Linked DNA regions of Homo sapiens: region 2 is linked to region 1. Evidence: chromatin loops called from intact Hi-C (ENCODE). Cell type or tissue: K562. All regions are shown on one strand. Links, peaks and the distances in the headings refer to the core of each region. The heading gives the core; the rest is flanking DNA. Region 1 holds the start of LOC105372787 (a long non-coding RNA gene). Region 2 overlaps SYNJ1 (synaptojanin 1).

Evidence for each region. Hi-C counts contacts between places; a loop is a spot of excess contacts. Peaks named below come from ENCODE experiments on the same cell type or tissue, not always from the same donor. Only the 100,000 strongest peaks of a DNase experiment are listed, where the experiment ranks them.
Region 2: it touches region 1 in a loop (5-fold over the local background); 11 of 110 quality-filtered maps call a loop at or near these places.

What each region holds. Positions count from the first base shown.
Region 1 is chr21:33,194,456-33,206,070 of GRCh38, reverse strand. It overlaps LOC105372787 (a long non-coding RNA gene), which reads left to right and starts at 10,554. Exons shown (of 3, transcript XR_937675.3): 1 at 10,554-10,760. RefSeq lists a silencer at 373-432. In K562, for the core only: CTCF peaks have their summits at 6,118 (motif pointing left) and 9,022 (motif pointing right); DNase peaks (open chromatin) are centred at 1,924, 6,090 and 8,990; H3K27me3 peaks cover 670 bases.
Region 2 is chr21:32,647,674-32,659,288 of GRCh38, reverse strand. SYNJ1 (synaptojanin 1) reads left to right here. Exons shown (of 33, transcript NM_203446.3): 19 at 1,417-1,573; 20 at 2,169-2,286; 21 at 2,387-2,602; 22 at 5,923-6,001; 23 at 8,943-9,105. Among named protein-coding and RNA genes, the nearest start is that of CFAP298-TCP10L, 41 kb to the right of the region's middle. In K562, for the core only: a CTCF peak has its summit at 5,780 (motif pointing left); a DNase peak (open chromatin) is centred at 5,778.

The DNA.
Region 1 (11,615 bases), core at 1,762-9,761:
GGTATCCCTGGGGGCCTGGAAACAATCCCCCATGAATACGGAGGATTGGCTTTATATAGATGACTCCCTTTGCTTAAATACCTGGCTTCATGGTGATGGTGAGCATAGAGGAAGGACATCTTGGAGAAGAAGCAGATTTACAGAGAAGATGATGAGTTGGCTTTGGACACGTTGACTCTGATGTGCCTGTTAGATGTCTAAGGGGAATACCAGTGCTCAGACGAGAGGTCTGGCTGGGCAGGCCTTGGCTGGCAAATGGTAACCGAATCTGTGGGAGTGGATGCCATTGCAGTGTTTCTCTATGGAGTGTGGGTATTGGCATGCGAGGATGGACAGTTCTTTGGTGATACTGCCTTCTGTTTGGTCCCTCTGCCGCCATCCACTGAACACTAGTAACACAGCATCCACGCTGCTGTTGTGACAACCAAAGCCACCTTCACACATTTCCCAATGCCACTTCCCCTTAAGAACTTGTAGTCTAGAGAGAGAATCTAGAATGAAACATGAAAAAGGCCTATATTGAGATGTTGTAGAGCAGGGGTGTCCAATCTTTTGGCTTCCCTGGGCCACACTGGAAGAAGAAATGTCTTGGGCCACACATAAAATACACTAACAATAACGATAGCTGATGAGCTAAACACACACACACACACACACACACACACACACACACACACACACACACATCTCATAATGTTTTAAGAAAGCTTACGAATTTGTGTTAGGCTGCATTCAAAGCTGTCCTGGGCTGTGGGTTGGACAAGCTTGATGTAGAGGAAGAGGAAGTGGCAAAAAAAAAAAAAAAAAAAAGAAAGAAAGAAAAAGAAAAGCTGAGAAGTGGCCAGAGAGGGGAGAAAGACCAGGTGTTACACAAAGCCCAGAAAAGAGGGTGTTTCTAGAAGAGACGAGGAAGGCCAATTGTCTTGAACCTGTTGAGAAGTCAAGTGGGTACCTAGCAATGATGAGGTCAGTGGTGTGTGGGGAGGAGTGTGAGCTAGCGTGGGCTGGGGTGAGATATGAGTGGTGACCTGGCAGGGGTGGGTCTTTTGTTCACTCCTGTGTGTGCAGGTCCATGCATTCATACGTGATCACTGCACATCCTGGATTTTCTAGGACAGTACCATTTAAAAAAATGTAATTCTGGCTGGGTGCGCTGGCTCATGCCTGTAATCCCAGCACTCAGGGAGGCTGAGGTGGGTGGATCGCTTGAGCCAAGGAGTTCAAGATCAGCCTGGGCAACCTGGTGAGACCCTGTCTCTACAAAAAAATACAAAAATTAGCCAGGCGTTGTGGCACACAACTGTAGTCCCATCTATTTGGGAAGCTGAGGTGGGAGGATCACCTGAGCCCGGGAGGTCATGGCTGCAGTAAGCCATGATCACACCACTGTGCTCCAGCCTGGGTGACAGAGTGAGACAAAAACACTTAATTTTTTTTCTAACAAAGGCAATTCATTAAAAAGTCACTTAAATAGAATTAACTTTATTTTGTTGTAGTTTTCATAGAAATCATATAAAACAGAAAAAAATAATCAAATTAAGACCCCCTTGTCTTAAGTCTTAGTTGAGGAAAAAACCTTTTTTTTTTTTTTTTTTTTTTTTTTTTTTTTTTTAAAGAAACAAACCCAACTGAGGCCAAATATTCTAGTGATGCAGGCATTGCTCAGACGTGGTCTAAGAAGCGTGCAGCAGCTTCAAGGGGAATTCTGGAAGGGAATTCCCACATTTTGAGCAGTGGCCACATTCCTGGGATAGGCGTAGAAGAGGAAAGCAATCTTGGCCCAGGTGCTTCTGCAGTGCCTCTCAGGAGGTTGAATTATCCACTAAGGCTGAATAGGGGCCCTGGTCTTAGCGCCAGAAATGTGTCTGCCCGGAACAGGAGATATGATCATCTGGGTTGAAAATTAACTAGGGAAGGACATGGTCCAGATGATTAAATTCCTCAGCAACCACCGAGTCATCATCTAGCAGATTCAGTCATGGGCTGTGGACTTCAAGTGTGTATTTTTCAGCCTGTAATGTCTCAAGTTGCTCCACTCTGTACTTCTGTGTATGAATCACCAGATATGATGGATTTTGCCCTGTGTTTATAGCTTCACCTATTAATAGCAGGGTTGACAGTTGAAGAAAGTTGAAGCCCAACACACAGACACACACACACACACACACACACCCACACCCACATCAGCACTTATCCTTGTGCCACATGCTCTACTTTATCCTATCCTATCCTATCCCATGCCTTTCTTTTTCTTTTTTAAAAAATGTTGTCTGAGACTCACTAATTTGATGTGTCATGACTCAGCTGTACTTTGGAAAACATTGATTTTAGAAGGCGGCAAAAGAAACCTGCAGGCCATTGTGAAATGAAGGGGTGATTAGAAACAAAAACCAGTGAGGTTACTTCTTAGGTCAAACGGAGCTGTGCCGACACTGTGAAAGGGTCTCTCCTCGGGCTGCCCTTGTCCCAGCTGGTGACGAGGCTCTGCTTCTCCCATTCTTGGCCAGGGCAGCCCAATAGTAAGGTGGCCTACTGCTATGGCTATGTCTCAGGACAGGGCACCCCTAGTGTGAGGCTTACCCCACTTAGAGGTCAAGGGCAGACCACAGGTCAAAGCTCCATTTCACAGACGTTTAAGGGTTTCCTTTGCCTCCCTCCAAGTCAGTGTTTTCTGAACCCCTGCTCAGGCCTATTAGTGGGTCCTGAAATCAATTCAGTGAGTCCTACTAAGAAGAAATGGCATGAAATGGAACAGAATAGAAAATAGCAGGGCACATAGTACATAGGAGGGAAGTAGTGACCTGTTTTGTGTGTGTGTGTGTGTGTGTGTGTGTATGTGTGTGGTGTGCATATGGTGTTATTGTCGGGGGGCTGTGGGGTATGTGGTATGTGTGTGTGCTGTGTGGGTGGTGGATGTGGTATTTGTGTGTTATGTGTGTATGTGATGTTTGCATGGTGTGTATGTGTGTGTATGATGTGTGTGCCATGGTGTGTGTGATGTGGGTGAATTGGATTGTGATCAGAAGTGGCTTGACCCCGAGGCTAGAACTTCGGCACCCCCCACCCCAACACAGCCCCGAGTCTGTTGGGGTTGGTGATGCGATCTCACACCCCAGTGTGGGTTAGGTGACCCTCCAATAAAGCCCACAGTACCCTGCATTTCCACCATCGTGACATTGCGACCCGGTACTGCGGGTTTGCTTGTCCCTCTGTGTGTGTTTATTGGGTCCCTCTGGTGCCTCCACACGGTGGCATCTAACATTACTGAACTCGCTCCATGCTGGGCACCGCTGTTCGTGCCTTCCAGCCACGAATTCAGTGACTCATTCTCTCACACCAACCCTAAGAGTCAGCTACTATTATCACCTTCCCTATATTGTGGACAAGAAAATAGAGGCCCAGAGAGGTTAAATAACTTGCCCAAAGTCACACAGTAAGTGGCGAATCCAGGATTCTAACCCCAACGTCTGGTTCCAGAGCCCCTTTTGTGACCACAATGCAGAAGGCATTCAATGAGAATTGGTTAAGATTGTTAAGAGAATGGACATTTTGAAACTTAAAATTACAATTAAAATATGATTTTTAAAAAGGGTAGATCTTATTAAAGAGAGGGTTCAGGGGAGCTGCTAGAAAGGATTGGAAATGACAGGTGGCATAGGGGCTGGAGGGAGCTGGAGTTCCCTACAGATAGATGCCCACCATGGCACTGAGTGGGTTAGAGGCAGCGTGGGGTGTGGGATTGAGGGGTTAGGAGAGGGCTGCAGTGAGGGTGGGCACTGGGTGGCAAAGGAGAGAGGGAGAGAGACAGAGAGAGCACAAACTTCTGCCCCCTGAGGGAGGGCATCGGGAAAGGGGTGTGGGGAACAGAAATGCCAAAGCACTATTGTGAGGTCATTTGCTGTGGAGTATGTGCCGTAATTACTGAGCCACACCCCACCCTGCCTCTCTACCATACTTTCCAAGGAGCCCACAGTGCTTCTTTTGTGTGAGTGGATTCCTCTGGCAGACTTGAAGAAGTCCTGAGGTTACAATAGTGTAAATGGGGAGATCCAAAGACAGGATGCAGGGTCCATGAGTTGACATCTTGGGTCGTATATTAAAGGGGCTGAGCCAATGGCACTTCCATCTCCAAAGGGAAAGGCCCCTGCTGACTTCTGCAGTCTCGAATCAATGGCTGAGAGATTCAGTGTTAATTCAGAACTACCTGCTGTTTCATTAGACCTGCCCCTATCCCCCAACCCAGAGGGGTGTGGAAAGCTTTGCATTGGCCAGGAGTTGTGGCTCACGCCTGTAATCCCAGCACTTAGGGAGGCTGAGGCGGGAGGATGGCTTGAGCCCAAGAGTTTGAGGCCAGCCTGGGCAACATAGGGAGACCCCTGGGGGTCTCTACAAAAAAATTTAAAAATTAGCCTGGCATGGTGGTGTGCACCTGTAGTCCCAGCTACTCGGGAGGCTGAGGTGGAAGGATCATTTGAGCCCGGGAGGTTGAGGCTGCAGTGAGCCATGATCGTGCCACTATACTCCAGCCTGGGTGACAGAGCGAGACCCTATTCAAAAAAGAAAAGAAAATAATAAAAAAAAAAGGAAAAGAAAAGAAAGGAGCAAGCCTCCTCGCCTTTTGAACCCAGGCACTGGCTTTCAATCTCTTTGAGAAATTAAATTACACCTCTAACATCCTGGTACACTCAGCAAGTCACAGTAATCTTATGGTAAAGTGAGTGCACATAGAATCCTACTTTAAGCAAAGGGCTGTTCTTTCTGGGTCCCATCTACTATAATGGCAGTGGTCATGGTCTATTTTGCATGAAATCTCTTATACATGATTTTGTAAAGAAGGTTATAACAATATTTTTCTAATGATGTTTGTTTGCAATAAAGTGATTGTAGAGCAAGATAATCACTTTATTGCAAACAAGCATCATTGATAATTATTTAGATACATTCATGCATCCTTAAGACAACCCTTCAGATATGGGTAGATTACATTTTGAGACAGCAGGGTGAGGTCTGTAGTGGGTCTATAAGCCAGTTAGCATGATAAGGGTAACCGCCATCATCCCAGCTCCAAGGCTGTAAGTAAGGGATGTATGGGACAAGAATCTGTTTGCCTGGGGAGGCTGAGGATGCGCCACTGTAGTCAGAATGCTATTGTCTAACCGTGGGGTTGATGAAGCACATCTGGTCCAGTGAGTTGTTCTCTGTGCAAATCCAGGCTAGCCAATCAGCAGAACTGCCAGGCCTTGGGTGTGTAAAGTTGGGACAGGAGAGGGGGGAATCAGAGGGAGGAGAGTCTATAAGACTGGTTTCAAAGATGTCTGGAATGGCTCCACTATCTTGTCCTTAACATTTGCCATTCTCCATTTGGTGGCCTCTGCAGATGGCTGCCAGCCACCCTGCATGTGTCTATCTTCAAGACTTCCTTCTATATCTAGATATGTGAACTTGCAGGATCTGCTGAAGGCAGGGACTCAGGTCTGAATTTCTTCCCATCTGAGCACACCATGGATGTGTGCCAATGTGGTGGTAGGACAAAGACTTTAAACCATTGACTTATTATGGGAGTCAACACAATGGGCAATCTAACCTATAGAAAACAACAGAAAAACATTTTGAAATGTATACATGTTTGAAAGGCTACTATATATAGAAGTCTTATCCCTCAGTGCCTCTGGGGGATAGGATTCATATATATATATATATTGAAGCCCAAATATCTATATGTTGAAGTCCTATCCCCCAGTACCTCTCAGAATGTGGCTGCATTTGGAGAAAGGGCCTTTAGGAAGGTAATTAAGGTAAAACGAGGTCATGGGGAGAGGGGGCTTTAATCTGATATAACTGATGTCCTAATAGGAAGAGGAGATTAGGACACAGACACAGAGGGGTGACCATGTGAAGACTCAGAAATCCGCCATCTATGAGCCAAGAAGAGAGATCTCAGAAGGAACCAATTCTGCTGACACCTTGATTTCAGACTTCCAGTCTCCAGAACTGTGAGAAAATACATTTCTGTTGTTGACGTCACCCCTCTATGGCAGCTCTAGTGGAATAATACTAATAACAGTTGCTGTCTTAGCAGGGCCTATAGCTCCTTTCATGTTAGGAAACGGCTCCCTCTGCTGGGTCTTTGTGTTAAAAGCCAAATGATGCCCTGAAAACAATGACTCATGTTTGGACGGTGCAGAACAAAGTGCTTAGATTCTTCTTTTACAGAATCTATATAGAATAAAGAATGTAGAATCTTTGTAGAGTTCTTTGTAGAATCGATCGCCTGTAATCAGGGTTGATATTGACAATATTTAGCAACTGTTGCGGCTCTCTACTGTGTCTGCCATTAACCCTGTGGATGCTGGACTGTGAGGCTGGGCTGGGGATGGTCCTGGGGTGGGACTCAGTGGACAGGGTAGTGTGGGGAGGATTGAGATGGGGACATTCAGGGAAGTGACTGTGTACCAACCAGTGCAGAAGGATCAACCAGGCTGGAAGATACAGTCTCAAGGCTGAAGATCCGTGTGTCATCATAAAAAAATAGTTTCCTAATATCTGTTCTATAAAACTATCTTTTTATAAAACATCTTCAACTTAGTCTATTGCTCCTGGAAAGAGCCCACAAACAAATATGCTCTTATAAGCAAAAAATCTCTTCCTGGTATGGTTCACGGCTCTCCAAGACATATTCCTTGTCAGTCGGATTCATGCTATTATCCTCACTCTCCTCCTGGCAGTCAGGTTGTGTTGCTGAAACTATAAACACCGCAAGTCTGGAGATAAGATTTGGTGAATTGCAGTTAGAATGTTGAATTTTCTATCACTTTCCGCCTTGTGTTATTGCTACAAAACCAAACCTATCTATCACGCAGCAAGCGCTAACCACAGCAGCCTCTGTGTTTCTACCCTAGTTTTTGATTCTCTATTGTCCTAGTCTCTTGCAGACTAGAAATTGTAAGAGGAGGCATGGTTAATTGAGGGTGGGGTAGAAAGAAGGAAAAGAGGAGGCTAGCAGGGTAGAAACATAGATGATATTGACACATTGAGAAGAGATTGCTAATCTACCATCGTCATTGCTGGGACTCGAGAAGGGCCTTACTGGGATCCAGCCAGGATTAGCTCAGCCACTGCTGCTGTGGTTAGGGTTTGCTACACGATACTCTTTTGAACACATGCCATGGGGACAGTTCTGCACTTCTGCTCCCGTCTGTGGTGTGACAAGGCCGGCTCTGTTCCCTTTTTCCTTCTCAGTCTTAGCTTTTGAGACGCCATGAAACTGACAGTACTGGTTCTGATTATGTGCAAAAACTGGATTCCAACTGCCAAGCATTTCTTTCTCAACTTCTGATTAGCTGCAACTTAGTAGTCATTCAACCTTGAATAAAACAATTTCACCTGAATATAAAAACACGTTTAAAATTAAGAAATTGCTTGCTTACACAATATATTATTCTTTCTTTTTCTGGCATCTTCCTTGCGGTTTAGATGTCATATCGTAACTTCTCCTTCCCCAAAGGGTCAATCCAACTCTAGTGTCTTGTTCCATGTGGGTCTTTTGTTCCTTCCACCCATAATCTAAAGGTCCCAAGGCACTTCCCCTATCCTCCCTCAGCCAAGCTTCATCCTTGGGCTCTGCCCTAGAGTAACTCAGCTGACATCTTAAATATGTCTGATCATGCTAGTTTGTATAATTCCTGTTTTCTGCATGCAGACTATGTGTTTTTCCTAACACACCAGCAAATATTTAGTAACTTTAAATTTATGTGCCAGTATTTTGCAAAGTGCAGTGGGGGGGTACAAAGAATTGAAAACCTGATCTCATCAACTGGAGTTGACTACACATATGTAGGTACGGGAAAGAGTAAGATATAGAGGGTACCACCTGTAGCTGGAGTACCTCCAGCACCGGGCGATGCTTCCCACTTCTCTCCTCTGTAATGCACAGGAAACATTATATTTCCAAATATGATGCATTCCCATGGGTAGCAGTTGCTCTGCCTCTTTCCCAACCAAGAAAGCCTATGGAATTTAGGGATTGTTGGGATGTGATCAAAGGGACAACCTTAAATATCCACTGTTTCTAAGAAGGATCCTTGTTTAGACACTTAGGAACAAATTAACTTATCCCCCTTATCCTGCCCAGCATCCATCAGTGGGTTAGGGAGGTATGGCAGAGGATGGCTGGCAAAGATAGGGCCATTTTCTGCATACAGATCACACTGCAGAGAAATAAACTGAGTTCCCTAGCGGCCTTTGCCTCTGCACTGCTGATTGCAGTTGGTGCCACACTGTGCCAAGTGATAAGCTCTTGAAAAGGAGCAGTTGCGTCGTGTCCTCAGAGGAGGACTGTGTGGAATGTTTGTGTCTGCATATTCAAGCTTGTTGCCAGATCTGCTGTTTCTGGGCCTCTCTCATTCTCAACTTCCTTGTGTTGAAAAATGAAGATATGAATTCCTCTCTCACAAGGGCTGTTGTGGAAATTCAATAAAAGTAATTTTGTGAGAGCTTTTAGCACGGTGCTGGCATTCAAGTGGTTGGTTGCTCAATAAATATTTGCTGGGTGAAAAAAATCTGATATTTACTTCAGAGTTCACTATGTCATTTTTCTTAATGAAAGTATATCCAAGTAGATATCTTGCTAAAATAAGAACAGCTGGAAACTATCTTAAGTGGAATTGCCTGAAGAAGAGGTGTGTCCATTTTCATTGTTTTGTAGAGTTTAGTTCATCCAGCATATCCCTCGCTTCCTTTCCTTCTTTATAGGGTTCCACAAGGAGCTTTGCTGTGGGCGAACTGTTAGCTGGAGCTGTGATAATTAGGCCAAGGTCATGCATCTGTCCCTTGTGGGCCAGTTAGCTCAGCTTGGCTCCATGTCCATACGCATTGATCTTAACCCAGCGGCAGACTCACAAGTGTGTGACCGCATCCCAGAGGACTGCGGGGGAAGGGTTTCTGTGGATCAGGGCAAATCGCTCCTGCCGGAGAAGCACCTTCACGGTCAGCTCTCTTATGGTTATTATGACCTGAAGGTGGCGCTGTTTCTCAAGGAAAACTGGCGTAGGGTCGCCGACAGTCTATTTTAAAGTGAGTGTGAAATGATAGAATGTCAGAGTTGGAGAGAATCTGCGAGGTAATCTTTGGATCGATTTCCTCACTTTCCAGCCAAGGAAACAGATCCAGAGGGATAAAACTCTTGTCAGAAGTCACACCACAGATTCCTGACAGAGGCATGGCTAGACACGGGCCTCCCAGGTCATAAACTTTTACAATTTTCACTGCACTAAGGGTTTCCTGATCCTAAATGGTATCAAGCAATTAATAATGCTTAAAAGAAAACTGAATGAATCATTGATAACTAACCTGGTGATATTGTCAATGAATTAAGTTACTGAATTTCAAATGTCTGTTATTTCTAATCACAGGTCAGATTCAAGTTGTTTTGGCTTTTACTACAAAAAGCATCTTTACATATATCTGCAATTTAATGGATAATTTATTTTCCCTTTCCATACATCTGAAAGAAGAAACATAATTGGTATGAACAGCACTTAATTCCAGACTGACTTCTTTTGAACTGTAGGTAAGCATTATTTGTTTGAATGATTACAATTGAGACAAAATGTGGGTTTTTAACAGCTGCTCACAGATTGCAGGCTGATAATGACAGTAACTCTATGGCAGCTATTTGTAACCCCTACCCTAGTTCATAGAAAGAGAAGCATATTAGACAGTGGGCATGGCAAGTACCTCTCCGCAGGTGTGTACGGAATCAGAATTCAACTTTTAGAAGATTTCTGCTCTGAAAACAAATTATTTTTTAAAGTAAGCTTTTACTTATTTTGGGGGGTATGGTGAGTACTTGGGAACGTGAGAGAGTGTTTCCTACTTTTCTCATGGTGAGAGTTGACAAGATGTGAGGTTTGGAGCCTGTGTTGTAGAATTCAAGGTCATCAAAAAAGGCAGGTCTTGTGGCTCTGCTTGAGGCATGAGTTAAAACTTTTCTTATCATCCTGATCAAATACAGTTGTAGGAGTTGTCGCAGGGAGATTAGCACCCTTTCTCCAGTTCATCTTGGACAGGTGGTTTTTATTATTCTTGTATTTGGTTTTTATCCTCTTTCTTTCAGAGCTAAGGGAGACTCATCAGAATGGATGGTTTCTGAAATAGGAATCTATTCAAGATTTAGGAATATAGAATTTTTATTTTTTAAAACACATTACATTTCATTACACTGTCCAATGATATAACAGAACCACAGACTTTTCTGGTTGTGTCCTGCTCTTTATTTTTACCTGGATCCAAGCTTTCTTCAATGATTCTCTCTCTCTCTCTTTTTCTTTTTCTTTCTTTTTTTTTTTTTCTTTTTTGAGTTGGAGTCTTGCTCTGTCACCCAGGCTGGAGTACAGTGGTGTGATCTTGGCTCACTGCAACCTCCGCCTCCTGGGTTCAAGTGATTCTCGTGCCTCAGCCTCCTGAGTAGCTAGGATTACAGGTGTATGCTACAATGCCTGATAAACTTTTGTATTTTTTGGTAGAGACTGGATTTCACCATGTTGCCCAGGCTGGTCTCAAACTTCTGGCTTCAAACTATCTGCCTGCCTCAGCCTCCCAAAGTGCTGGGATTACAGGCGTGAGCACCGTGCCCTGCCTCTCTTCAAGGACTCTCTTTGCTACATCGGCATCACCTGGGAACGTGGTAGGGCTACAGAATCTTGGGCCCCACCTTGGACCTACCTAATCGTCATCTTATTCATTGGTGTTCCCTTCGCCAGGTGAGTTTTGCACTGACTAAAACACACAGATCTATCAGGTGAGTCGAAATGGCAATACTCATTTACCTTAGTTCTGCCTTTATTTTACTTTCAGTGTTTTATCCTTGTCCATGGAGTCACTCTCATTCATGCAGTTCCACAAATATTTTTTAAGGCCCACTCTGTGGCAGACATAATACAAAGGGCTGAGAATAAAGATGAAAAAAATCATTTACTCAAAGTATGTAGTATGTCATCCAATGATAAGTTATGGAGGAAAAGGCAGGCTAAGGGGGCCGGGAGTGTGGGAAAAGGGTGCAGTGGTATACAGAGTGATCAGCGAAGCCTTCTCCCAGGAAGGGGCCTCTGAGCAGAGAAGGGGAGGACAGAAGGAAAAGTCACGTGGAGGGCTCAGGGAACTACCTCCTCTGCCCTCCAAAGCCACTAGCGAATCGCTGTGTGCGAGGGTTGCCACATTTAGCAAAAATACAAGATACCTAGTTGCATTTGAATTTCAGATCAACCTTGAATATGTGTTGGGTATAACATACTAACTTTTTTTCTTTTTCTTTTTCCTTTTTTTTTTTGTTTTGAGACAGAATCTCACTCTGTTGCCCAGGCTGGAGTGCCGTGGTGCGATCTCGGCTCACTGCATCCTCCGCCTCCCTGGTTCAAGAGATTCTCTTGCCTCAGCCTCCTGAGTAGCTGGGATTACAGGCACCTGCCACCATACCCAGCTAATTTTTGTATTTTTAGTAGAGACAGGGTTTCGCCATGTTGGCCAGGCTGGTCTTGAACTCCTGACCTCAGGTGATCCGGCCGCCTCGGCCTCCCAAAATGCTGGGATTACAGGCGTGAGCACCGTGCCTGGCCTAA
Region 2 (11,615 bases), core at 2,182-10,181, 550 kb after region 1:
TCAAATAGAAGGATAAACTTTTTTTTCCTTGGTGATAGTTTAGAATCTTCATCTTTAGGGCTGTTTTTTTTTTGGGTTAAGTCCTGTGGTTATTGACTTTTCTTTTGTTTCTATGTCATCTGACTTTTGAAACACTTCTTAAAGCTTATGACCACAAAATTTGGGAAGAATTTATTAAATTTTTTTTTTTTTTTAGGTAAAAGGATCAGTGGCCATCTGGTATGGTGCCTGGTGATCACCAGACTTGAATCTTTGGGCACCACATTACCTTTTCAGGCCTCAGCACCTCATTGAGAATAAGATATCAGGCTAGATGTTTCCAGAATCCCATTTACAGTTCCAAATGTCTCATATAGCTCAAAGATCAGGCAGAATTCCCTTATTCATGTAGTTAGTTTAATCAAATGTCAAACAAGTGGTATTGAAGCAGGATATTTCCCTGACTGCTTCGCAGGTGGGAACTGGAGTGCATGGGCACTGGCGGGGCGAACTCTGCTCACTTGACCCACTGCACTCCACCCCTGTAGGAGGGGGAGTTCTGGTAAGTGAGTGCAGGAGCTGGGGTGAGCGCTTTTGGGCACCGGCAAGAGCGAACTTTGTACCAGGCCCGTGGCAGTGTCTAGGGGAGGGTGCCTCCAACCCCTGAAGCCCCACAGAAAGTGTTACAGTGCTGTTTTAGCTCTGCTGCCTGCAGATGGCTTAAGTGTTAACAGCTTAGTGGGGGGTCAGTGCGACAGCCTTATGCTCCCACACTCATGGCACCCGAGTTCTTATCTGGTGTCCAGGAGGAATGAGGTCACATGAACGAATTGAAGATGGTAAATATGGGGTATTTTATTGCCGATGAAAATGGCTCTTGGCAGGAAGGGGAGCTGAAAAGGGGACAGAGCAATAAGATAATCTTCCCCTGAAATCCAGCCATCCCATGGCCAGACTCCTCTCCAAAACTGTGCTGCCAAGCTGTCCCTTTGAAGTCAAGCTGCTTCTCTCTGACATCCAGCTGCCTCTCCTCTCTCTGCCAGCTGAGCCTGGGGTTTTTATGGGCACAGGATTGGGGGCAAGGCAGGCCATGGGTGGTTTTGGAAAAAGCAACATTCGAGCGAGAAAACAGGGATATAAGTTCTCATTTGGGGCTGTGGTAACAGACTTTTTGGCTTGAGGGTGGGACCCAGCAAAGGGACCCACCCACTTCTGCCCAGAATTTCCCTGTCTCCTGTCCCTATGGGTATGAAAAATGCTATGTCTCAGGTTATTTTTCTAAGCTTTGTTCCATTCAGCTAGAAGTGTTCATCAGACGCATACAGATTTCTTCTGAGAGCATCCAGCATGTAATAGACATTTAATGGATGACTGTCTGAATGAAAACAGAACTTGTTGCTGTTTGGGAATAACTTACTTTGTATATGTTTATTTTAGGTTTTTAGAGGATTTTTAGAAGGAAAGGTAACCTTTGCTCCGACATATAAGTATGACTTGTTTTCTGACGACTATGACACCAGTGAAAAGTGCCGCACCCCTGCCTGGACAGACCGTGTCCTTTGGAGAAGGAGGAAATGGCCTTTTGATAGATCAGGTTGGGAAATGGGCTTCTTTATTTAAATGAACTAATGTAAACTTATGAGGAAGCAGGGAATGACATAATATCAAATGAGGAGAATATTGTTTTTCAAGAAACATTAACTGGAATAGAATAAATAAAATTTAAATATGTCAGATTTTTAGAAATATCAGATCTGTTTATAATAACTTATTTAATTTTTCAGCCTATTTTCATATAATTTCATGTAAAGAGAAGCAAGGAAATATTTTTGTGAAATTTTTAATTGAAGCTAATTTAGGTTTTTAAGCTAACTTTAGTGGTTTGCATATGTTTTGAACTGCCACTTGTCTCTTGAATTGTTTATGAAACACCATTTAGTCCCAGTCCTTTAAGTAATCTTGGAAATAAAGCCAGATCTTAATTTTTACTAAATAAAGCATAAAATGATAACTTTACCAAAACCTTTCGAATTTAAAGGTATTTAGACTGCCTGCCTATTACCAAGTGTTTCTGGCATTCCAGCCTCAAACCACTGAAGCTCATGAAAGGAAGGAGAATGCCTCTTTGCTCTACACGATCTGTCCTGCTTATACAGCTTCTCTTGTGTTTTCATTTCTTCTGACTGCAGCTGAAGATCTAGATCTTCTAAATGCTAGTTTTCAAGATGAAAGCAAAATTCTGTACACGTGGACTCCAGGCACTTTGCTGCACTATGGAAGAGCTGAGCTGAAGACTTCTGACCACAGGTTTAAGCAGTCTCAGTTTTTCTAATAGTGTTTGAAATTTGTTTGAAATACACCCTTTTAAAAACATTTCTAATACATCTATCTTCCTTTATGCCTTAAGGCCTGTCGTTGCCCTGATTGATATAGATATATTTGAAGTTGAAGCTGAAGAGAGGCAAAACATTTATAAAGAAGTAATTGCAGTTCAGGGTCCACCAGATGGTACAGTATTGGTCTCAATCAAAAGTTCTTTACCAGAAAATAATTTTTTTGATGATGCCTTGATTGATGAGCTTCTGCAGCAGTTTGCAAGTTTTGGTGAAGTTATACTTATAAGGTAAGATGTTTATTATGCAAAAGTAGCTTGTGATTCATAAACAATCATTTCTATATAGAAATCACCTTATTTGGGGAAGGAGAGAATTTTAAAAAAGAAAGATACCACCTTATTTAGTGTTTAGTATATGAGTATTTTTATTTCCAAACTAAAGCAAGATCATACTGTGGATATTATTCTGTAGGTTTTTATAACTGAATTCTCAACTTAGAAAGTTTAAATGAATAGTGAAACTTTTTTTTTAAGACAGGGTCTCACCCAGTCACCCAGGCTGGAATGCAGTCATGTGTTCATGTCTCACTGCAGCCCCAACCACCCAGGCTCAAGCAATTCTCCCACCTCAGCCTCCCAAATAGCTGGGTCTGCAAGTGCACACCACCACACCTGGCTAAGTTTTGTTTTGTTTTGTTTTGTTTTTGTAGAGGCAGGGTTTCACCATGTTGCCCAGGCTGGTCTCAAACCCCTGGCCTTAAGCGATCTGCCCAGCTCAGCCCCACAAAGTGCTGGGATTACAGGCGTGAGCCACCATACCCAGCTAAACAGTGAAACTTTATGTGAACAATTGAAAACAAAAATAGGTGCAAGTTCAGATATGAACTCTCACGATTCCTATACAATAGAACATGTAACAAAACCCTATAACAAAATGAAGCTGTGATTGCTATTTTTTTTTAAGGAGAGATAAGAATGACTCCCTCCCTGCCTCAGTTAAAGAAATTTGAGTAATTTTAAGTATGTTTAATTTCTAACAGAGATGTGATGACTAGTCAAGAGTCATTCCTTCTAGTCTTGGTTTCCCTCATTGATCTAGCCATCTGCCTTTTGCAGAACCAGATGCCTGTTTCCTTGTTTTAAAAATGTTCTCTTCCAACTATACAGCAGTTTTGAGAGACTGAATGATGTGCATGTGTGCATGTGTTTGGATTTCATAGGGAAAGAGGTACCATTAAATCCCTTTAAATACCATTCATTTGCTTAGTTAGGTATGTTTGATAGATATTTGGTGGGCAGATCTCTATACTAGTTGCTGTAGAAGAGCAGAGGAGAAATGGAAGATACAACTCCTGCTTGTAATCTAGTAGGGAAAGTCAGCATGTGTGTAATGACACCCCCAGATCCTAAAGGGCGTAGTCCACAGAATTAAGATGGTATGGCTTCTACAGAGTGAAAATCAAAGACACCTCAAGTCCTTTCAGAGAGTAAATGAACAAATGGAGAAGAAATTGTGTTTAGACTTTCCTCAAATCTTTTGACAAAGGTCTATCCCAAAGCTTTCAAATTAAACAAAACAAAACATTTCAAAAATCTTAAGGTTCTTGAAAGTACACAGTGAAATCTGCAAGTGTACAGATGACAGTATACTTTGCCAAGTACAGAAATGCCAAACCACCAGAAGCATCATGTAGACTGTGTGAGTGGGCAGCAGAGTAGCAGATAAATGTCTTCCTGAGCAAATGTAAAATACTGCACTGAGCTACAAAGAATCCAAACTGTATAAGGGATGAAAGACTCTGATACAGGAAAGGGACCTGTCTTTATAACCCAACCTCTAAAGAACTTGTTAAATTGAAGCCAGAAGGTTTCCCACAAATGTTTGTCATCATTAGGAAAAGTATTGGTAAGAAACTAAGGCATTAACCTAACATTATAAAACCATGGGGTGTCTCCAACCTGGAATATTGGTTGTTAAACCCCAAGATGACTAAGTTGGAAGAGAAAAAGCAAACACTGAAAGTCAACAAGGAGAGGATCTCTATAAGTAGTGAGAAGAAACTGATTATTACCTTTTAGTCTAGATTAAGACAGCCATTAAGGAGTGAGTAAACCCTGTGAACCCCTTTATTTTTAAATAAGAGGTTCCCTGGAAATGTGTATGGGATAAATTTAAATACATATAGATGCTTACATTAATTGAAGGAAGAGTCTAGAAGCTTTTACTGTAGTGAGTGAAAGCAGGAAGAAAATATAGCTTCCAAAAGAACTTACATAAATCAATAGATATAAGAACCAGAATCCCTTGTTAAAGTTAGAAATGTGTAAGGGGCACATTGCTGATTGAGAATAAGGACAAAGATATTAGCCCTAACCCAGGACCACAAAAGTGTTGGTACCTATCAAAGAACAAATAATGTTTGGGGTCTTAGGGGACTGGTGCAGCATAAATGTATGCTTACAGTGGTGATTATAACCTTTGGAGGAGGGATAGTCTCCATTGCCAACAATCTGAAAAAGATACCTTCGTGTAGTTAGGTAAGAATGGTCTCCCTGTGTATTTCAAAGGATAGCATCCTGCAATTTAGTTTTATGCCAAAGAAATTGAGTCAGTTGCCTTGGTCATATCTGTGGGATTGTAGAAATCGGTTCCCTCCAGGCCCTTGATTTTACCAGGGTGAAGTACTTATGCACACTTTTGTTTTGGCCTTTTCCTCTTAATATTCATAATTCATACTTTGGAATCCTAGTTTAAGTAGGGGGTTAGGGGGAGAGTGATACTCTGTGTGTGTGTGTGTGTTTGTGTGTACATGTTTTCCTCTCATTGTGGAAAAATCTGTAAAGATTTCTGAACTTGTGGTTTAACTCGCCAAATTTTCTGTAATAAGACTGATAACATCATAATTTGTTCTTTTTTGAATAATAACTTCATTACATACCTGCGACCCTCTTCAGAACTTCTTCTGTCCTTTTTATTTTTTTTTTCCTCTTGATAGTTTTTTTATTTCAAAAGTAAAAACTTGGAATCCTATCAAAGACCATTGAAGTCCCAAAAGAGTAAATGTTTGTCAATGATGAAAGACAAGGAGCATAACTTATCTAAGGCTTCTTGGGGCCAGTCTGGTTTTGTTTTCTTTCACTGGCAACTCTCATCTTTTTTGATCATAGGAAATTTTCTTCAGGGAAGTCACTGAGACAGTGAAAATACATAGTACTGGGTTGTGGGGTCCGGAGACTTGGATCCCAGCCCTGTAACATATTCTCCTTATAGAGTCACTTTGAACAAGTCACTTAACCTCTGTCCCTTTTTGCCTTGTCAATGAAATGGAGGATTGGATGGGACTGGATTAGCAGTGATCACAAATGGAGGTGCACAGACTCATTTCTTGTGGCTGTTCCATTAACATAGTATTTGAAATTGGAGTTAGAGTGTTTTTAGGGGAAGAGTGCCCTCTCCAGGTCACCACCAGCCCTACCTGCGCTCCCTCCTTTACTTTTTACTTCCTGGCCTCTTGTGGCCCTTGTTAATGATCAATAATCATGGGAGTAGTCACTGAGCTTGTTATGTCTATGGTATTAATTATGGTTTTTTATTGTTTTTCTTAAAGATTTGTAGAAGATAAAATGTGGGTTACATTTTTGGAGGGAAGCTCTGCCTTGAATGTTCTGAGCCTAAATGGTAAAGAGGTAAGGTAGCATTTGTTGATTCTAAACCATTCTGAAATTAAATGTCTGAAGATGGTATGATATTTTTATAGACATGCAGCAAGATTATCTAAATGGGAGGGGAAAAGACCTTATGGTATGTTCGAGGAGTTATTTAATGTTTTTTATTTAGACTGGATTTCTGACTAGCCTAGGCTTATTTTGGCCCCTCCCCAGAGATATTAACTGTTGATATAGACTAAGAAGGAAACATGTTTAGCACCTAATTTGATTTATTACATTTTATGATGCAAAAAGTTTTAAAGTTTTAATTGGGGGTAGTCTGGCTTATCTGTATAGTAGAAAAACATTCTATCAAGTGAAGAAAATGCATTATGTACCAGAAAACAAGGGAGAGAGGTGCTCATTATTCCTAGGAATTTGTTTCATTGGCTTGGCTTACCTAGTTATCTTCTTCAAACATAACTAAATTAATTTCCAGAGATAACAGATCCATCCCATTGAAGTATTTTAGAAATTTTTAACAAATGGAGATATTCCTAACCTGTGATTTGAAAAGTCATTGATGACGGAAACTTACATTGTTGGCCTGGAATAGTTTTACTTCTCTGAAGTGCTTCATCTGTCATTTTTTTCTGAACTCCTTTAGACCCAAATCCTAAATTTCTAAGTATATAGTCAGTGCACAAGATGGATTGTACTCTAGGCCTGATTCCTGCAGCACTGAGCAACTCTGTGAGCACTGTCCTGAGCTGCTTCTTCTGTCACATCAACTTCTTTGGAGAAAAAAAATTCTTTGTATGTATTAGGCTGGGTGCGGTGGCTCACGCCTGTAATCCCAGCACTTTGGGAGGCCGAGACAGGTGGATCACCTGAGGTCAGGAGTTTGAGACCAGCCTGGCCAACATGGCAAAAACCTGTCTCTACTAAAAATACAAGAAGTAGCCAGGCGTGGTGGTGGGCGCCTGTAATCCCAGCTGCTTGGGAGACTGAGGCAGCAGAATCACTTGAACCTGGGTGGCAGAGGTTGCAGCGAGCCGAGATTGCACCAGTGCACTCCAGCCTGGGCAACAGAGCGAGACTCTGTCTCAAAAAAAAAAAAAAAATTCTTTGTGTGTATTGCTTTTGAAATAGGTTTTGTAGAGTTTTGTTTGTTTTCCTAAATGTAATACTAGTATACTCATGTAAAATCATGTATCAGGAAACATGGAAAAGAATTAAAAATAAGACCACTCACATAATGCTACCATTCTGAAGTAATTTCTCTTAACCTTAATATTAGCATATACATATGTAAATACAAATGGGATTTTATATACACACAAACACATTAACACAAATGGGATATGCATATACGCAAACACAAATTGAAACCGTGTTATAAAGCTATTTTCTTACTACCTCTTATGACTGTGTCAGGGACATCTTAAACAAATATGTCATTTTTAATGGCTTCATTAATTTCATTTTGTGAATAAATATATACATTTATTAAACCAAACTCCTATAGACATCTAGATTATTTCCTATTCTTAATTATTAAAGCCAATATTCCAGTGAACCTCTATGTATCTTTTTGAATATTTTTTTGGTCTTCTAAATTTCTTCCTTTTCATTTGGCCCTGGTCTCTACCAAGGGGATAGTCCTAAGGAATTACATCTTAATTGGCCATTATGGTGATAGGTATTTAAGAATGCTTGTTAGTATTTTTTGATGAATATAAAAGAATTTTGTTGACTTTGAAAAGTAATATATGACTTGTAAAGCGTGTTAAGTTCTGAAATTGGATTGATTTTAGTACTCATATCTACTTGGCAAGTAAAGGATTATGAATTCTTAGGATTCTGACTTTAAAGCTCAGTGTGGATGCTAAATTACTAATAAACACAGCTGTGCCACTCAGTTCAGCAACTTTCAACCTCTCCATTATTATGCCTTCAAGGAATTCTAATATCAGTAACACTTTGAGCCAAGGAAGATCTGTACCCACAAAGGTGCCAACTGTCAGCACAGCATATTGATCACAGCTACACAGTTCATTTGCAAATACCAAAAATATTCACATCTTGTTCACATTAAGAAACTCTTCAAACAAAGGAAATTGAAACTATGTGGGAGAGAGATTAAATTTAGAAAGCAAGTTTGTTATAAGAATATGGGTTTTAAATGAGAACTCCTTTCTAGTGCACATTTTGTCCTTGACCAAAGAGTCTTGCTGTTATCAGCAAGTTTTTTTGAGAGTATTTTTTAAATACATTGACACGATCTGCTATAATTTGATTATAATGTCTTGGTTGTCTTAGATTATACTTTAGTCTAAAAGTCACCCAAATTTATAGAGAAGGCAGAGTGCCAGTTTCACAGGTAGAAGTCATTCTGTTTTTAGAATGATTAATTTTTGTTGAAGATTTAAAATGGTGTTCAGTTCTCTTAATATTCTTCTGACATTTGAAATGCTAAAACTGTATAGGTTAGCACTTAGCAGCTGACAATATAGCAGCTCTTAGGACCATATGCCAAGTTAGGAAAGACCAAATGAACAGGAACAGGAAATGCATTTTAAAGATTTTCTGCTGTCTCTTTTGTAGTTGTTTCACGTGGGAACAATTACTTAATCTGTGAATCAAAATTAAGAAAGTATAAAGTTATGTAGCAGAGTTGTTGGTGAATTTACATCTGGCCAGGAAAACATAGTGGTTGTAGCAAAGGAAACTTGCATCTCTGGGCATCCTAGAAAAGATCTTTATTTATCACCACAGGTGTTTAAAGGGAGAACTGGGAACAACCTTTAAACTAGTTTGAAATTTAGTATATGTGAAAGAACTATTTCTTTAGTTAGCTGAATTGTCTAACTAAATTAACTGTCTATACCATTGCATAGTTTAACGAAGTCAGCCTCTTTATTCCAAATTAGTTAGCTTTCATGTTAATCTTTATTTTATATCTCTTTTACTCCGCTAGTTATTGAATCGGACTATAACTATTGCTTTAAAAAGTCCAGACTGGATCAAAAATTTGGAAGAAGAAATGAGTTTAGAGAAAATTAGCATTGCATTGCCATCATCAACAAGCTCTACCCTGCTTGGTGAAGATGCAGAGGTTGCAGCAGATTTTGATATGGAAGGTTTGTTTCTTAAACACATTTACTTCTTGTAGTTCTAGATATGTTTTCTTCCAATCTGTAAAGTCTTATTTTCCAAGTTCATCTTTCTTCTTCTTCTTGGGACGTACATAGCACTATTAATTAGAATGTATTTTGGCCAGGTGCGGCAGCTCATGCCTGCAATCACAGCACTTTGGGAGGCTGAGGAGGGTGGATTGCCTGAGGCCAGGAGTTCAAGACCAGCCTGTCCAACATGGCGAAACCCTGTCTCTACTAAAAGTACAAAATTTAGCTGGGCGTGGTGGTGCATGCCTGTAATCCCAGCTACTCAGGAGGCTGAGGCAGGAGAATCGCATGAACCCAGGAGGCAGAGGTTGCAGTGAGCCGAGATTGTGCCACTGCACTCCAGCCTGGGCAACAGAGCGAGGCTGTCTCAAAACAAAACAAAACAAAACAAATTTATTTCACATCATATTGTGTTTATTTTGCGTATACTTTAAATGTATTTACCATTCTTCCATTCAAATATTAAGACCTTTACAAATGTTAATTTATATTCTTATTGGATAAATACCCAAATTAGTATTGTTGGTGTATGGTTTAGTCCCAATAATTAAAGTTGAGGTAAAAAAGTAGAAGTTCCAAAAGGGTATTCTAAGAACAGAAATGAATTTAAGTAATTACGCCGAAAATTTCCTTAAACATGATTTAAAAATGCATTTGTTTGATGGCAACATTATCAAAAGAAAAAATTTTTAAATGCATTTGTTTTCTAACACAATATGCTATTCTAGCCAGTTTTTCATTAAAATGCATACCTTAGATTATAATAATATTGTAATGCCCTGTATAGCTAGGTACCACATTTAAGAGTTGAACGTCTTACAAGGTTATCTCATTTTCACATTATCTGTTCATTTGTTTACTCAGTCCACACATATTTATGTAGTACCTTTATGCCAGATACAGCTGGGTGCTGGAGATTCGACAGCTGTGGTTCTTGCCTTTCCAGAACTCATAGCTTATTGGGTGTTACGTGTAAGTAAGCAGGCAATTATAATAAAGTGACATAAATGTGATAATGAATGGTTTTGTGGTAGCTCATGGGAAAGTTGCTTAACCTGGATTTGGGAAATTGGGCAAGCTTTCCCAGAGGAATTGAAATTTAAGTTGAGAATCCAAAGACTCAGGGAGAATGGAATTAATGCTATAGAGGAGTGATCCAAGAAGAAAGCATGTGCACAGTCTAAGTGGGGATAAAGAGGATCCAAATGGATTATGGAGGGATGTTTGTGAGGGAGTAAATGAAGAAAAGAAATGCAGAGAGAGAAGTAGGTGTGGGATGGAAGATGAATTTTGTTTCGGATATGTTGAATTTGAGATGTTCATGGAGTCAGTCAAACATGAGTCTGGTGCTCAGGAAAGAGCTCTGGAGTCAAGGCAGCTCTAATAGCCTGCAAAGCATGGGCATTTGTTAATATAACTTTGGCCAATAGGATTATGACGAGACAGAAGAGAATGAATCGAATATGGAGAAATACAGACCTGGGATTGAGTATGTGGAAACACAGAGTTTAAATATAGACAGAAGAAGGCTGCCCGTGAAAAGAAAATGAGAAGAAACAATGGCAATTGTTTCTAGAAATGTCAAAGAGCCAAGAGAAATTCATGGCTTAAAAATCAAGGAAAGAAAGTGGAGCATGGAAGGGGAGTAGTCAGTGGTGTCTTGTAACACAGAAAGATGAGAAGAAATGAGGACAGAAATGTGTCCTTCTGATTTAATAACAGGAAGGGAAGCTGTTGTTGACATTTCATGAGAGTGATCTCAGAAGTGATGAAGTCAGATAGTGGTAAATTGATATGGATGGAAGGTGAAGAAGTGGAGAAAAGTGTCTGTAGACAACTCTTTAAGAAAGTTTGGGGGGAAAGAGAAGAGGGCAATTGCTCTAGGAAGATTGGAGGTCCTAGGGTGGTGGTTTTGGATGGGACAGGCTTGAGAATGCACAGTGCTAATGGAAAAGTAGAGGAGAAAGGGCTGATGGTTTGGGGGAAGGGCAAGGCAGAATAGTAGAGCAGTGTCACTGAGAAAATTAGGCTGGGTGGGGCCCATTTGTTCCATCCTCAGATACCCAAGTGACAACCATGTAATGAGACTCCAGCTTGGGGGCAGGCTGTTGAAGTAGGGGTTCCCATCTTAAGACTTCCCTCTTCTCTGTGAAGTGTTGAAGTGATCTGCAGGAGTGGGACAGCTCACAGTTTCAGGAGGGTTAAGGAGTTTTGCAGTAAAGCTCCTGAAGAGCAAAGGGTGAGGGGAAGAGCAAACCAGCAAATCATGGAATTGCCAGGCACTTTAGGCCAGAAGAGACTGAAAAGCATAATTTCAAATGTGACTGCAGTTGTCAGGACTGGGTGGTTTTCTTTAGCAGAGGCAGTCAGCAATCCAAGTGTTATCACAGAAAGATTAAACAGGGGAATCAGTGCAGGGATGGGGTTATGTCAAGCACGTGCAATGGAAGAAGAGTGAAGTAGGG